Regions from separate parts of the Mus musculus genome. Here regions 2 and 3 are each linked to region 1. The links are chromatin loops, found by intact Hi-C in ENCODE. Cell type or tissue: heart. All regions are shown on one strand. Region 1 overlaps Lrrc75a (leucine rich repeat containing 75A). Region 2 has its middle 27 kb from the start of Mmgt2. Region 3 has its middle 38 kb from the start of Zfp287.

Region 1 (2,500 bases):
AGCAAATCCTTCCTTAGTTCTTTAGCACGGTATTGCTGAGGTCTAGAGAGGCCACAGAGCCCCAAATCCTGGCAGTTGTGCCAAGCTCCCACCCCTTCCTTTGCCTTCCTTCTCCATGGGCGTGAGGAAGAGTTGCTAGGAGCCTATTCCACAATCCGGACAGCGAGCCTCATGCATTGCTAACTGCAACTAACAGACACCCACGCAGTCCAGTGTCTCGTGGATCCAAAGGCAGCTCAGCATTATAGAGGCATGAGGGCTACAGAGCAAGCATGCTATGCAAGCCCATCCATCTCCGCTCTGCTCCATTCTATCCTGTTTCCTGTTCACAGAGCTCTCTCCTATCCCCCCACATGGTAGGGAATATGGCTACTTATGGTCCCTGTTTACTTGTCAAGGTTCCGATCCCTGGAAGCTATCTCGTTTTCCAGTCCAGGTTCCAGGAAGAAGCAAACCTGCTGGTGTACTGAGGCGATTTCTGGACCAGCTGCCAGGAGCTTAGGGGAATCTGGTCACACAATGGTAGGTGAGCAGAACCGTGGGGAGAAATAGGAAGTTCCCAAGGAGAGTGCTAGACCCAGGCATGCAGGCATAGGTGACAAGCAGTGCTCACTGCCACTGGTGTGGCTGTTCCACACCTGGGAGACAGCTAGGACTCTGACACTAAACAATTCCCTTCTATGCTGGGTCCTCATTTCTTGCCACCACCCTATACTGTCAGACACAAACCTATATACACACTTTCCTCCTCTGGGCCAGCTCCACTCAATCCTGTTGTCTGCTGGAAGAAGGCCTTGAGAGCGCTTGAAAAAGAGGGAGTTGAGAAAAGAATAAAAGCACCTCGAATGAGTAGGCAAAAGGGCCGGGTTTCTAAGGAGGCAGACCCGCTCAGCCACCGGGCGATGTCTGGATCCATTGCCTCTTACAAGATGCATGGTGAACCAGATGCCTCAGCTCCCTCATGGTCAAGTGGGAGTGGTAGGACTGTGTGCGTTCATAGGCATTCGAGCGAGCGAAGGGAGGAGATGCAGTAATGATTTCTACATGTTCAGTAAGGACAGGAGGTGTGGCTGGTGCTAGCTGCCATCTGAGGCCACAGTGGATCCCAATCACCACAAAAAAAAAGAACAAAAGAAAAGACCCGTGGTGTATTTAGTTCAGGCAAGCAGAGGGGCAGTCATCTCTGTGTGCTCTTTACAGTTGCTTTCAACTCTAATTGGCGTGCCCAGCCATTGTTCCTGTTTAGCCAATGAGAAGACCGAGATTCTCTCGGCTCGCTCTGGTAGCAGCAGCAGCCTCGCCCTATGCTCCTCTGCCCCCTAGTGGCCGACGCCATGCACTGCCAGCCCTCTTTATGCCTTTGTTCTCTTAAGCAGCCTGAGCTGCTCCAGCTTGGATAGTTGAGTGGGAGGGCATGGTCCTGGGTATTTGGAAACTCAGGAAAGTGATTGGAGGAGGAGCTAAAACAGAGGAGCTCCGATGTGGGCTTTAGTTCAGCTTCTTCTGGAAACTGGCAACAGTACTGTCCCAGAGCATCCCAAAACGATGTTGGGCGTGCCTCCAATCCCATCCTCTGACCTTCTTGTCCTTAAGTCCCCTGAGCTTCTCCGCTGTGACTACATACTGGAATCAGTTTTCCGGGAGGACTAGGAGGAGGAAGCGGTGATTGGGAGGTAGGGGAGCAGTCAAGACTAAGGGAGAGAATGGGAGAGAAGACAGACAAAATATCGAGTCTTTCCCCGAGTGGTGTGTCATGAAAGCAGAAAAGGGGGCTGGCTGTTCAGGCGACAGGGATCGGCAAGTGGGAGGAGGGACAGAGGAGAGCAGTAGGAGAGAATGTGAATACGATATAATAATATGTATATAACAATGTCATAATGAAACTTATTATTTTGTACACTAAAAATAAAGTTAACACGTTGCCAGAGGACCTGCCTACTCACCACCAGTGTTGGTTTTTGAAGGTTCCCTGGAATTCCAAGGTGGGAAATGAACTCTAGACGTGCCATCTCTGTATCATGTCCCATCCTCATATCCCCATTCTTTGGCTGAGAATATGTCAGGTGTCACCATTACCAGTCCCTACCCCTGCTCCTCACCCCAGGCAAGCCTGTACTGAGAAAGGCCCTCATTGTCCATACAGTGGCTACCACAGTGACTCGAGCCACCCTCTTCCAGGTTCCCATTGCTTCACTCACAGCTGTCTCGGTGCCTTCTCTGTCTGTCCAGTCTCCTCTCCGTTCCCCTCAGCTTATTCCACAGCCAGGGGTTCAACCAGATCCTGAGGAAGCCCAGCTGGAGGTGCAGTGGGCTTCCTAATCAGCATGTCCGTAATTAGTCACGTCAACTTAAGAAAGAAAGGGTTTATTCTGGCTCGCGGTTCATAGGGACAGTCTGTTGTGTGTGGGATGCCAAGGTGGCAGGAGTAACCGTCACATCACAGACTGAGTGGAGAAACCAGCAATGCATGCATGCATCTGCCCAGCTAAATGATGCTTCC
Region 2 (2,500 bases), 62 kb before region 1:
CTAACCCACACTCCTCTGAGTAACTCTTCACCCTTGGTTCTACACGCCAAATAAACTCACTGATTCACCAAGGCAGACCTGAACAGACACATCTCTTTGATTGGTCATTGGTGCTTTGTCTGGGGTCAAAAACAAAAACAAAAACAAAAACATTTGTTTATGTCTCCCTGGGGGAAGTTCCTGCAACACTTACCGCAGGCCCAGAAGCAGCAGAGAGAGAGCTGAGCACCTCTGAAACTACGTGACCCATAGGTCTTCCCTCCCAAGCTACACAGAACACAGGAAGCGTCTTCAGAGTGAGTCTTTTTTTTTTTTTTTTTTTTTTTTGGTTGGTTGTTTTGTCTTGTTTTTTGTTCCCAGGCAGGGTTTCCCTGTGTAGCCCTGGCTGCCCTGGAACTGACTCTGTAGGCCAGGCTGGCCTGCAGCTCACAGAGATCCACCTGCCTCTGCCTCCTGAGTGCTGGGATTAAAGGTGTGTATCCCCACCACCTGGCTCCAGAGTGAGTCTTGCAGCCACCTTGTCTATGATGTCACAAGCTAGCAAGAACCCATTCTTTGTGAATGCAGTTGTCCCCCTCATCTGAGAGGGCTATCTTCCAAGACCCACAGTGGGTGTTCAAAACAGAAGATAGATAGTAGCAAACCTTATGTACACTCTGCTTTTTCTACACACACTCCGCATACCATTTACTTTAACATACTAGACCCAGGAAGAGATTACCAACAACAGTAAGATAGACTATGGCAAAATTGCCAGCATCCCTAGTGTTGCACTTTGAAGACATTATTGAGTAAAATATAGGCAACTTGAACACCAGCGTGTGAGACCATGGCAGTCATACCGACAACAGGGATGGCTATTAGCACATGTACACAGAGACACTGGACCAATGGGCGGTTCTTGTCCTGAGTGGGATAGAGCGGGACAGAGCCAAATTCATCATAATATCAGAATAAGGCACAATCAGACAATGTTCATGTCTAGAATCTTCCATTTAAGGCTTCGTCCTAAGTGAAGAGAAAAGCCTGCTCTGTGAAGCCAGCCAGCCTCTGAGGGCATTTACAGCTGGTGACATAGCTGGAGGATGGTGACACTCTTCTTGCAGACGCCAAAAGTCATGCAGCTTTCTCTGCAACGTTGATTAGGTAGCTGAAGTGAGCGAGCGAGGGAGGGCATGCTGCCTAGGATTAGGCCTCAGCGCAGAGTGGCATTCCATTTGCTGCTTTCCTCTTTCCCCCCCTGAAAACACTCTTTTCTCTTAGGTGTCCTGCCTGCCGGGTCTGTTCATAATCCTCTTATCCATCCACCAGATGGCAGGAGAGGGATGCTAAACAAATCCTCCGCCCTCCAGGCACTGCACAGTCCACAGGCAGTCACAACACCAAAGCGCCCTAACTTCCTGTTTAACGGTGCTTTCGGACTGTGAGGAGAGAGTGGCTGAAGTGGCTCAGATCCAGTTGGGGGCTCCGATACGGCGGATGCCTCAGGGTTATTTCCTGAGGTACAATTACAGCAACACCAATGTGAAGGGCAAAGGAGAGAGGGATCTTGGGAAGGGAGAAAGCGGGGCTGAGCAGAAGCTCTGGACCGAGCTTTGCAAACCACTGTGGCAGAGGTGACAGTCCCCCTTCACAAGCTTCATGACCCCACCTTGTTGATCTGCCTCCTCAAGACTACTGGGCATGTAGGCATGGTGGTGCACATCTGTGGTCCCAGCACTCACAAGGCAGAAGCAGAAGGATCTGGAGTACAGGGCCATCCTCAGCTACATAGCAAGTTCGAAGCTAGCCTGGGCTACATAAAAGATGATCGTGATGATAATGATACAACTAATAGGTAGGAGAGGCTAGCCCCAACAAGGACGCCTGTGGCATGCTACAAAGGCTCCCCAACCTTTTTACTGGGCCCCCTGGGGACATTTGAAAGCAGACATACCAGAAAACAGCAAGCACACAGACAGAGCTTGAGTTGTGTGAAATGCGGGAAGATGCGGGTGTGGATACGGCACTGTTGTGGTGAATCCTAAGAATGCGTTACCTCTTCTCCCTGGTGTGTGGGGATTTTGCAAAGCATTTTCCCATGTGTGCCAACAGCGTCACCAAGGCCAGGCACGATGAGCAGACTGAACCAAAGTTCCCAGATTCCATTCTCTCAGAAGATGCTGGTGCACAGGTGACTGCCCGCCCCCTCCGCGCCACCCTGAATCACCAGATGCACAATACTTTCCCTTGAGGGCCTGATCTTCTACCCCGCAGGACCTCCCTGAGTTCTGGCAACCTGACTCTTCCCTGTCTGTTATTCTCATGGCCTCTTGCTGTATCCATTACGCTGGTTATTAAGCTTTGCAGATTTGACTCTTTGGGTCTTCCAACATCTGCGCAAACAATTCTTTATATTAAATATTCAGTTTTGAGAGGGGTGGGGGTGGGGCGAGGCACAGCTCCGTAGCTGGTTAAAGCTGGGATGAAATCAGCAGATGCTGGCTCCTGCCTCGAAGCT
Region 3 (2,500 bases), 80 kb before region 1:
AGAATTGGCAGTTATAAAATCAAAATGTCCTTCAACTCTGAAAACTGGTGGAGATGTTCATTCTGTGTCTTCAAATACCAAATATTCAGCTAAGATTTAATACTGTGTGTCATGTAAATAAGCATATCTATCCTGTTAGTGTGAGATTTTGCTTATCTTTAGCAAGTGATAATATTCCATGTGCAGAAGATGTGCACTCCTTTCATTCCAGTGAGGTAGAGGCAGGAGGATCTCTGGGACAGCCTGGTCTACAGAGCCAGTTCTAGGACAGCCAGGGTTACACAGAGAAACCCTGCCTGGAACATATAATAAACCTATAGCAAAGAATTGTTCTTAAATTAATTTCTTTATTTTTAATTTCTTTATTCTCTGTAAATACTTGATTTTTACACACTTTTCATGAGTGCTTTGCCTGCATGTGTGTCTGTGTCCACTTGCATGCCTGAAGTTACAGAGAGAGGGGTTGTGAGAAACCATGTGGGTATTAGGAATTGCTGGGAATTGAACTGGGGTCCTATGGAAAAGCAGCCAGTCCTCCTAACTACTGATCCATCTATTTCTAAAGTCCCTGTATACATGTTTTATAAATCTATATACCTAGGGCTACAGAATTTTCTGAGTGGAAATTTTTTAAGAAGCCCTGAAATTAATAATGGCCACCAAATATGTCCACATCCTAACTCCTGGACTTGTAAATGTGGAACTTTTTATTTTCTTTCTTTTTATTTTACTTCATTTTATTTTATTTTTATTTTAATCCAAATGCTGGGCTTACACTGGGGATTGAATTGTGAGTTCCATGCATGCTGGACAAGCACTCTTTTTTTTTTTTTTTTTTTTTTTTTTTTTTTTAAGATTTGTTTATTTATTTATTTATTATATGTAAGTACACTGTAGCTGTCCTCAGACACTCCAGAAGAGGGAGTCAGATCTCGTTACGGATGGTTGTGAGCCACCATGTGGTTGCTGGGATTTGAACTCCTGACCTTCGGAAGAGCAGTCGGGTGCTCTTACCCACTGAGCCATCTCACCAGCCCTGGACAAGCACTCTTATTTTAAGGAAAAGTGATGGGGAGAGAGGGTGCTTAGAGATCTCAAGATAGGCAAAAATCATCCTGCACTACCTGGGGGCACTAAATAATATCGCAAAAGTATTGGAAGAGACAAACAGAGGACAATTTAGCAGAAGAAAACACAACTTTAGACCACACACTGAAGCCACAGAGCAGTACCAACCACCGAAATGGAAAGGACGGGTCTAGATTTTACCACTAGAGGGAGCAACGACTCTGACATCTTGAGGCCTAGCCAGTGAAACTGGTAAACCGCTTCTAAGCTGCTAAGCCCAGTTTTCCTCTTCGTAGCTCACCATTGTCAACTTTTATGATTTACTTCCCTTCCCCCACCCTCATCTTAACAGAAGGAAATATGAACGCATAGTCAGTTTCTTGGTGCTCTTTCTTGGGTAGCAAGTGACACACAATAAGCATATCTCTCCTTTTTTTTTTTTTCCTTTTCTCCTAGAAAGACACCATAAGGACAAAAGCATAAATGTCCACAACTGTAGCTGCTGTCCCTGACACCGTGACCATGGTATGGCATAGCCTAAACTTTTTGATGATCCGGCATCATGATGAAGAAACATGGCAGTTTTTCTGAAACAATGTAGTTCAGGCCCAGATAGGAAGCCTGGAGAGGTCTTCCTTGTGGCTTCAGCAGCTTCTCCCAGCAGAAGAGTGGGCAATTACTGCTGGAGGGGAACATAGAACTAAGGAATTGCGTTCAGCACATCCGCTGCACAGCTGGGACTCTTCTTGTGCAAAGAATTTGAAAAGAGTAAGGTGCTGTGGAAGAGAAAGAAAAGAAAGTCCTTACAACGGGCTGGAGAAACGGCTCCACGGTTACAAGCCTATGCTGCTCTTGCAGAAGGCCCAAGTTTGGTTCCCAGAGCCCCCACATCGGGTGCTCACTGCTAGAATTCCTGCTCCAGAAGATCTGACCTGACACTCCGGGCCTCTGTGGGTACCTACAACTCACATACATAAAACCCATATGCACATGACACACACATATATGCATAACTAAGAAAACAAAAGTAGAATCTTTTTAAAACAAACCATAGTGAGAGCAGAGGATGTGGCCCGTGGACTGAGCCCCATCTGGCACATATGAGGCTCTAGGTTCATCAGGACAGACTTCCGGCCACATACTGTAAGCCCACTCACCTGACACTGGTCCTTCTGTGAAAGAGAACGTTCTACAGTGAGACATTTTTAACTATTGTATAGCAGAAACAGACAATAAATCTATCACTTGACTTTTTTTTTTTTTTTTTTAGATTTATTTATTGATTATATGTAAGTACACTGTAGCTGTCTTCAGACACTCTAGAAGAGTGTCTTCAGACACTCTAGAAGAGGGAGTCAGATCTTGTTGGGGATGGTTGTGAGCCACCATGTGGTTGCTGGGATTCGAACTCTGGACCTTCAGAAGAGCAGTC

What was found. Hi-C counts contacts between places; a loop is a spot of excess contacts. Peaks named below come from ENCODE experiments on the same cell type or tissue, not always from the same donor. Only the 100,000 strongest peaks of a DNase experiment are listed, where the experiment ranks them.
Region 2: a loop joins it to region 1, with 7 times the contacts of the local background. A loop is called at or near these places in 37 of 42 quality-filtered maps.
Region 3: a loop joins it to region 1, with 6 times the contacts of the local background. A loop is called at or near these places in 5 of 42 quality-filtered maps.

What each region holds. Positions count from the first base shown.
Region 1 is chr11:62,612,662-62,615,161 of GRCm38, reverse strand. All of the region lies in intron 2 of Lrrc75a (leucine rich repeat containing 75A), which reads left to right. Among named protein-coding and RNA genes, the nearest start is that of Snord65, 9.4 kb to the right of the region's middle. In heart, a CTCF peak has its summit at 1,327 (motif pointing left); a DNase peak (open chromatin) is centred at 1,321; H3K4me3 peaks cover 1,114 bases; H3K27ac peaks cover 1,443 bases.
Region 2 is chr11:62,674,780-62,677,279 of GRCm38, reverse strand. No RefSeq gene overlaps it. Among named protein-coding and RNA genes, the nearest start is that of Mmgt2, 27 kb to the right of the region's middle. In heart, a CTCF peak has its summit at 1,301 (motif pointing right); a DNase peak (open chromatin) is centred at 1,339; H3K4me3 peaks cover 628 bases; H3K27ac peaks cover 751 bases.
Region 3 is chr11:62,692,266-62,694,765 of GRCm38, reverse strand. It overlaps a transcript of Zfp287 not described here. Among named protein-coding and RNA genes, the nearest start is that of Zfp287, 38 kb to the left of the region's middle. In heart, a CTCF peak has its summit at 1,281 (motif pointing right); no DNase peak of the experiment used is centred here.